Linked DNA regions of Homo sapiens: region 2 is linked to region 1. Evidence: chromatin contacts called from ENCODE Hi-C or POLR2A ChIA-PET data. All regions are on one chromosome and are shown on one strand. The core of a region is the stretch at or near the end of the contact, and the rest is flanking DNA. Distances in the headings are between cores, read along the strand shown.

The links. Hi-C counts contacts between places; a loop is a spot of excess contacts on that map. ChIA-PET counts read pairs that join two places held with the same protein, here RNA polymerase II (POLR2A). Pooled maps may share reads with other maps.
Region 2: a loop to region 1 is called in a map of Right ventricle myocardium inferior, with 2.9 times the contacts of the local background. The contact joins the enhancer-like site here to the promoter of GLI2 in region 1. A Hi-C loop is called at or near these places in 21 of 168 maps with a recorded cell type or tissue (IMR-90, PC-3, PC-9 and 16 more) and 24 of 50 pooled maps. POLR2A ChIA-PET finds 5 or more read pairs at or near these places in 3 of 52 experiments (AG04449, AG04450 and H1).

Annotation. Positions count from the first base shown.
Region 1 is chr2:120,734,171-120,738,397 of GRCh38, reverse strand. GLI2 (GLI family zinc finger 2) reads right to left here and starts at 2,530. Exons shown (of 14, transcript NM_001374353.1): 1 at 2,113-2,530. It overlaps LOC124906073 (a long non-coding RNA gene), which reads right to left. Exons shown (of 3, transcript XR_007087219.1): 3 at 3,548-4,227. It overlaps LOC124907881 (a long non-coding RNA gene), which reads left to right and starts at 737. Exons shown (of 2, transcript XR_007087221.1): 1 at 737-1,837. RefSeq lists enhancers at 325-825, 826-1,326, 2,445-2,614, 3,254-3,901.
Region 2 is chr2:120,872,161-120,876,387 of GRCh38, reverse strand. All of the region lies in intron 2 of GLI2 (GLI family zinc finger 2), which reads right to left. Among named protein-coding and RNA genes, the nearest start is that of GLI2, 140 kb to the right of the region's middle. RefSeq lists an enhancer at 3,624-4,227. Within about 2 kb of position 2,168, at least 2 of the 41 ENCODE cell types and tissues checked have a DNase peak (open chromatin) inside an H3K27ac peak, as active enhancers do; they include ascending aorta and heart left ventricle, where a contact is called at or near this core.

The DNA of each region.
Region 1 (4,227 bases), core at 1,281-3,780:
TTTCCATATGGCTGGGCTTGAGTGGAATTCGAATCCCAGGGAAAAACATCTCCACAATTTCCTGTAACCCTCAAGAGAGAAGCAGCAAGTCTAGGAAAACAAAAGCAAGAACGATGAAGAAAGAGGCACAAGAAGCATAGTCAAAAAGAAGAGAAGGCCCCTGATGGATCTGGATTCCACATTCTAGAATGACTGCCCCAGGACAGACCAGAAGCTGGGAAAAGCCTAAATAAAGAGCCTCCAAACTCAAAGCAGCCAGGCATAGCCAAGGTGCCCCCCGTCCCTGTGGAGTCAGGCCCAGGTAGCCACACCGTGAGCTTCCCCCTAAACAAGCAACTGCAAAGCCGTTCCCAGGCCCCAGGGAGGGCCTGTCCCCAGACACAGGGAAACCCAGCCAAGGGAACTCCCAGCAAGGTAAGGAAATGGGCGGAGAGAAAGCTGGCAGGTGAGGTGGCTGGAACAAACTGGTCTCATCAGGGAGGCCTGTGACAAACCCGCCTATTCCTCCGCTTTCCCCGCTGTATATTTTGGATTTCACAGTTTATTTACTTTACTTTTTGGCACCGAGCCCCCTGAGCATGCCAATACAATATTTGTTTAAACACTATTTTATGCTGCTTGCGAGGGAAACGTTTACTTTCAAATTCTCCTACATCCCCCAGAGCCTCGTCTGCAAACAGCCTATGAGCGTTTTACAACTGCTCCCTTTATCTGAAGCTGTCGGGATTAAACCTTCACACGCCCGGCAAGAGCGGCGGAGAGGGGGCCCGGGACACCGCTGCGGCCACCGAGCTGCAAAGCCCGTGCCAGAGGTCGCGCACCGAGCGGGATGCCCGGGCTGGGGGACAGAGGGACGCCTACAAGACTCCCAGGGCGCGGGACCAGACAGTAGGGACAGGTCTACTTTTCCAGCTGGGATCAACTCTAGGAGCCACAGAACAATTACACAAAAGAGAAGGTAGTGGAAAGAGGCACCCTCGGGGGGGCTCGAGGTCCCCGAGAGCCTCAGCGACCGATCACCCAGGGTGAGGCGCACGGGCTCCATCCCCAGCTCCCCGCGCGGTAAAAGTCGGGTTTCCTAGGAAATGACAGCAGTTACCGCCGGGCTGAAAAGGCGCCGAGCTGGGTGGACTCCCAGCTCTCCAGCGCGGCGGGCGCGCTCACACTCACACACGCAAGCACACGCTCCCTCCCAGCTCCCCGCCCCCGCCCCGTCCGGGGAAAAGACTCCCCTCTCTAAACCCTTAATAGGATTGGCGCCCAACTCTCTCCGCGCCTCTCCCCATCCATCACATACAGATCAAGTTGCAGTAGTGGATTTTTCAAATTCCTCAGCAAATATACTTGTTGAGAGATTGTCGGGGGTGGGGAGAGACGATGAGTAGGGGGGCAGGGATGAAAGTGAGGTGGAAGGGGGAACCGGAGGACCCGGCAAAGGATTACGTGCGGATCCCTTTGGGAAGTCAAGCGGATCTCAGGGCCGAGGGCAGGAGAGGAGGAGAAGAGAGGCAAAGAGGGGGGGCCGAGGAGGAGAGCCCAGCAGAGGGGGAGGGGGCGGCCGGGCCGGGCGAGGGGGAGGAAGGATTGAGGAAGGAAGAAAGAAAGGCAGGGCTCCGGGACGCGCAGCGCGGAGAAGTGGAGTTCGAAGTTCTCAAGTGGCTGGCTGCAGCCCCTCCGCGCTCAGTACGCCCGCAGACACGCTCCCATGCCCACCTACGGCAGCTTCGGAGCATCCCAGCCTCCGATCCCACCCTCCACCCCCTGAAAAAACAGACCCCCGCCGGCGCGCGGAGGCCGGCTCGCTGTGCACCCCGAGAAGAGTGGTGCTCTCCCCCAGGTAGGGAGAGGGTGCAACATCGACCTCTGGCCACGAGCTCCAAGCCCCAGGACTCTCCTTACGTCCCCGCCCTGCTCGTCCAGAGCCCCAGGCGGGGTCGCGCCTACTAGCCTCTAGTCCCCCGAAGCCCAGGGCCCCGATCCCAAGGCCTAGGCGCCGGTACCCGGCCGAGGGACCCCCCGAGACGGCGCAGCATCCCAGTCGGCCCGCGCTTGGCCGAGGTGGGAGGCGCTTCGTCACGAAAAGCAAGCAAAAGAAGGCCAATGCAACTTTACCGAGAGAGACAAAAGTTTGCCTCTAGCACGCAGGTGGCCTCTCGGGCGCCGGGCGGTGGCTGTGGGCCCCCATCCCACCTTGGCTGGCGCGGCGACCCTCGGCTGGCTGCCTTGTGCCGGGGCTCCAGCCAGCCGGGGCGGGGCGGGCCAGGCAAGAGAGGGGACCGAGAGGCGGGCGGGCGCCGCGCAGCCCCTACCGCCGGCGAGCAGGCGGCTCCCCGAGGCTGCGGCGCGCCGCGCGGCCCAAGCTCTTTCCTCCGGCTCCTCCTGCGGCTCCTGGCCTTCCTCCGCGTTCGCAGTCGCAGCCGCCGCCGCCGCCCGCTCCTCCTCGAAGTCTCATTGATGGGAGTTTGAAAAAAAGTCCGCGGAGCCGTGCTGCCTCGGCTGGCAAGCGCCGGCACTTCTGCAATCCATCAGCGCCGCCGGACTGCGCAGCGCCCCCGCGCGCACGGTGCGGGCACACCCGGGCCCCAAGAACCCGCCAGCCAGCCCGCCCGCTCCCTGCCGGGGGACGCAGGGGGACCCGAACGCCGCCGGGGCGGGGGGAGGGGAAAGGGGGAGCACAGGGACTCTCCCCACCCAGCACCAAGGAAAGAAAACGCACCTACAAGGAAAGTTCGAGAAAGGAACCAAAGGACGCGCCAATCTCCGACACTTTTTTTAGACGACTAGGTGTGGGGGGGGGGGTTGGGGGTGTCGCTAACTCAAGTCAGATGAGCTCCGGAGCTGAGGGGCAAGGGCTGCTCTGTTTTCAATCTCTGAAATCCCCCCGCCCTCCCCACCTCCCACTTCCCTCCTCGGGGAGATGCCTGGGTCGCTGTTCCCAGGGCGCCCGCTTCTCTGGACGCCCGCGCGGAAGCCGGGGACGCCAGAGAAGGGACGCGGGGGCTGGGTCCACGCGGACCCTCTTCCCGCGGGCAGCGAGCGCAGGTGCCGGGGGTCCTGAGGCGTCCCCCGCCGCCGCTAGCCCTCGTCGCCATCTGAGCACACGCTGGCGAGAAACGAAGCAGCCTTCTAGGTTTGGTGCATGTGGCTTGCAGGGTGGGTTTTTGTTTTGTTGTGTTGTGTGTTTTAGAGACTCCACTCGAGCCGCTGAAGCCAGATGGAAGTAATCAGAACCCAACAACAACAGAGAAAGAAGGAAGAAAAAACTCCTCATTGAATTTTCTAGCCAAAGTGTATATGGGGCTGTGTGTGAAAGAACTTGCTTAAGCAAGCTCAGTGAGGAGCCCTGGGCCCTCAAGCCACACCACAGCCCGGAACTGGGCCGCCAGGCTTGGAGGAGAATTGGGGGCAGCTGGCTAAAGTGTCCTCCCCACACCCCCGGGCCTGCCACCCTCTCCAGGGCCCCTGGGCCTCACCCGAAGAGGGTCTTGGGGGGAATTTCTGGTTTTATTCTTCCTAACGTTTGTAGAACACTCTACCAAGTGCCAGGTGATGTTATATTTTCTTTGTATTATTGGACTTTCACAGCTCTGTAAGGAAGGTTCTCTTCTCGTGTTTTTACAGGTGGGAAGTCTGATGCTTTAAAAAGTTAAGTAACTAGTCTAAGGTCAGAGCACTCTGCCATCCTCCCAGAGCTTCGGGTGGTTGTACTGTAAGTTCAGTTAAATTTGCCCTGTTGGGCCGGGCGCGGTGGCTCACGCTTGTAATCCTAGCACTTTGGGAGGCCGAGGCACGGGGATCACCTGAGGTCAGGAGTTCAAGACCAGCCTGGCCAACATGGTGAAACCCCGTCTCTACTAAAAATACAAAAAATTAGCCAGGGATAGTAGCGCGCGCCTGTAATCCCGGCTACTTGGGAGACTGAGGCTGGAGAATCTCTCAAACCCCTTGGGAGATGGAGGTTGCAGTGAGCCATGATGGCGCCACTGCACTCCAGCCTGGGTGATGGAGCGAGACTCTGTCTCAAAAAAATAAATTAATTAAATTAAATTTTTAAAAAATTGCCCTGTTGAGGTGGGTGGAAGTGTCTCTCCCTTCAGCCCCTGTTCCTAAAATTGCATTTTATTTGAAATGCAAGGGACCCAATGCTACCCTCCCTGAGGGGATGTGACCTACACAGGCCCATTTCACCGGTGCAACCCTTTTTGTGGGTGGCTCTCTCCATATACC
Region 2 (4,227 bases), core at 919-3,418, 140 kb before region 1:
TGATTCCACTTTGCATTTATTTATTTGTTTGTTTGTTTATTTTTTTGAGACGGAGTCTCGCTCTGTCGCCCAGGCTGGAGTGCAGTGGCGCTATCTCGGCTCACTGCAAGCTCCGTGGCCTGGGTTCACGCCACTCTCCCGCCTCAGCCTCCCGAGTAGCTGGGACTACAGGCACCCGCCACCACGCCCGGCTAAGTTTTTTGTATTTTTAGTAGAGACGGGGTTTCACCGCGTTAGCCAGGATGGTCTCCATCTCCTGACCTCGTGATCTGCCCGCCTAGGCCTCCCAAAGTGCTGGGATTACAGGTGTGAGCCACCGCACCCGGCCTGCATTTATTTTTGTAAGGAGCATTTGGCATGGCTTTAACTTTTCCCCTCCATAACCAATTGTCTCAGCACTGCCTACTGAACAGTCCATTCTTTCCCTAAGATTTGAACTGCCATCCTTGTTAAAAGAGAACGAAATCCCCAGTTGTACTTGTCTCTATTTCTGGCCCCTCCGTTCTGTCCCAACACTGTGTTTTAATCACTACAGCTTTATAGTATGGTTTAGCATCTGGTAGGCCAGCCCCCCCACCTCATCCCCCATCACTGTCATCTTTTAGTCCTGGCTCTTTGGCGTTTTGTTGCCTTCCATGTGAATTTTATAGTCAGCTTAGAGAATTCCACTAGAATCCTCCTGGGGTTTAGATCGTGCCTGACCGCCCAGAATTTATAGGTAATAACACACGCAAGGGTGTCCTGAGGCGAAGAAGAGGAATACTGTCTGCAGAAGCCTGGCTGCAACTAGTGCTCCATAAACAGCAGCAGCTGTTAGCACCGCCGTTAGCACTCGGCACAGGGCGGGGTCTGCAGGACAGGCTGTGTCTACTGTAACTCTCCTTGCAAATCCTTCCAAGACCGTCCTCTTCTCTGCCTAGCCTCAAGGGCCATTTCCCCACGGAGAAAGGACTTTGCTCCTTCCCCATATACCCTCCTCCAAGTGAGCAGCACTGTGGTCCCTCTCGTTCCCAGAGCTTGAATCCCTAGGCTATGATGGCCAGCCCAAAGTCACTTTATGGGCCTTCCCTCTAGATGTGGTCCACTTTTCCAGGCTCCTTTGTCCACACTGTGCCTGTTAGCACCCAGAGCCAACAACAGACACTGAGTCAGCCTAACTCTGCTCAGACACTGAGTGCTGACATGCATGGCACATGCCTGTCCCCAGGTCCCAGCTTAGGAAAAACACCTGCACATACAAAGTAGCCCCATGCCAGGCACAGGCACCACCAGCAGGCTCCCTGATGCCATTTACCCAGCACAGAACACAGGCCACTGGCGAGTCTCAGACACCCACAAAGGCAGAGGTCACCTCACCGTTTTATGGGTTAGGAAACAGGCTCCAGGAGCCGAGTGTTTCAGGCCGAAAGTGTCTGGGAAGCTAGGACCCTAACCTAGTTTGCTTGACACCCCCAAGTCGTATACCTCCTAGAAATGACTGGCACCAGGGCCAAACATCAAGTCACCTGCAGGGCAGACACTCAACTGAGCTGAGGTTCCCAGGCACCGAGTACCCTCCACCCCCAGCTGCAGCTTCTCCTAGCATTTCCTACTCTTTTCTTCTTGGCTGGGACAGCAGCTGCCACAGCGAGTGGCTGTTGACAAACTAGTCAGCATGCTGCCGAGGCGTCTTTCTGAGCTGCCTGCGTCCTCCTGAGCAGAGAGATACCTCATTAGCGTGCTATATTTCAGCCCCGAGAAAACAATGCATGCCGAGAGACCATAAACAAAAAGCACAAATGCTACAGGTCACGGATGATAGATGCCACCCGTAGACATTCAACGCCGGCCTGTCTACACAGACAGGAGCAAGGCCCGCTTCCAGGCACATCCGTCTTTCCCCAAATGCTGACGCAGGGAGAAGCCAGCATGGCTAGGGCTCTGCGCACAGACGGGGGCTGCGGCTGATGGGTGAGCTGCAGTGTTTTGTGACAACTTTCAGTGTTTCTCCAAACCCTCACCATCCTACTTTGACTACTGGTGCTTTTGATTATTAGTATAACTTTTTTCCCTCTTGCTACAGGCCCAGAAATTTTTCTCTTTGGAAAATAAAGTTTCATAACACCCAGCCGATTTTTGAAAAGGGCCGGCCAGCCAGTTGAGAAGACAGACCAAAGCCAAGGCAAACAGGGGCTCTCACACAGACCCACGGAGCCCGCACAGACCGGGCTCTGTTGGCTGGGAGGGGTGGTTCTGAAAAGGAGGCACCAGGCGGTTGAACACCGTCACTCTGGCCAGCTGTGTGCAGCCGGGAGCCTCTGGGGTGAGGAGGAGGCAGGAGTTGGATTGTTCCCCTGTGACCAAAGTCCTAGAAGATGAGCAAACCCCATGGAACCAGACCCCCAGGACTTGGGGGCAGCAGATTATCCCTGGAGCAGGTTCCCGACATGGGGATCTGGCCACAACATGGGTGTTCTAGGCAAGAGGGTGCAGTCTCCTGGCTGTCTCCCCACAAAGATGATTGTGAGAAGGTATGGAAATGTTCTCTGTCGTTACGAACTCTGCAAACAAGAGAGATTTTATGTCGGTCCATTTCACAATGATAGAGAGGAGAGCTCAGATGCTCTGTGGACACAGGTTCGGTCAGATGAGGAGGCTCGGGGAGCCTGTGGTTGCTGGAGGGATGTTCCCAGCCCAGCCTCAGGTGGGAAGGTCAAAAACATTCTGTAGGCATTCAAAAGCGGACCAAAATGTAGACTGCAGAGCCCTGGGGATCCCCAAGACTGCCTCAAGGGGTCTGCAAAGTCAAAACTATCTCTATACTAATACATTATTTGTGTTTTTCACTCTTCTTCTCTCTTGAATAGACACTGTGGGTGTCCAGAGGCTGCTATGCAACAGACCCAAGGCGGAAAAGCTAGGAGAATGCATCCTTCCACTAGGCCAGACAGCAAAGAGGTCTGTCAAATTGAAAAGTAATGCCATCTTTCACATTTTTGTTGTTGTTCTGGGAAATATTTTCCATAAAAATTGGTTGTTTTCATTAACATGAAATGGGTCTATTACTATTAGGTTTAAATAAGTTTAAAATATCTTTTAAATTTCTCAGTTTTAATTTCTAGAACAGTAAATACCAATAAATACACACTACAAAAACAAAAGCTCTTTGAAGCTACCAATAATTTTTGAGGGTATAAAGGGGTCCTGAGACCAAAAAGTTTGAGACTGCAACTGCAGAAAAACTTGAACGGAAAGGCATCAGTAATGACAGTATCCATTCTCAGGTGGAAAGGTTACGAGGTAGCAAGCACAATATAATCCCATTTTGTAAAAAGCAGGCAGGTATGTGTGTGTGAATAATTGTGCACACACTATATACAACACAGAAGACTGCAAGCATATATTCCAAAATCTTAACTCTGGCTCTCCCTGGGTGGTACACTGAGGGTAGCCTCTTTCGTGTCTGTCACTCACATTTATTACTATTGCCATCAAATGAAGTGACTAATTAATGTTTCGAGTTTAGCCTGTCACGTTCAGAGAAGCCTACTGAATAGTAATTGAACAAGTGACATATCTGAGCCCTTACCATGGGCTAGTACTATGCTGAGTGTTTCAAGCACAAGAGCTCATTTAACGCCAATAATACCTATGGATTATCAGCCCCATTTTACAGAAGAGACACTGAGGTTACAGCAAAGTTGAGCATCTTGTCCGCAATCACACAACCAGCAGGTGACGACACCTGGACTCCAATCTGGGCTGGCTTGTCACCAGAAGCCTGTGCTCCTGATCACTGGGCTAGGTGGCCTTCCCTGTGGACTCTTCCAGCCATGGAGCAGGGCTGTATGCCAGGGCCTCAGCCTGCCCACTTCTTGGTGTTGACCACACACAGCCAGCATGCCCACTTTGCAGTATGACCTTCATCTCTGGTAGGCAGGACCCTAACATTCTATGCATCCTGCAGCCCCTGTGTCCACCCCTAGTCTGGGCAGGTGGCGAAAGGACAGGACTAGGCAGCAGCCACTCCTCACTGGGGAGTGCACCATTCCAGGGGACCCCACTGTAAGCTGGTTAATTCCAGCCACCACTCTCTGTCACGGGGCACACCCTAAATCAGAACCTGGGTCCAGTCTCTGTGGCCTAAACTGCCAATACCTTGAAAGTGAGTTCATGGCTTAGGGGCCACTCTGGAAACATCTACCACCTCACCTCTGCTCCATGACCACAGCTATGGGCTTGGAGCAA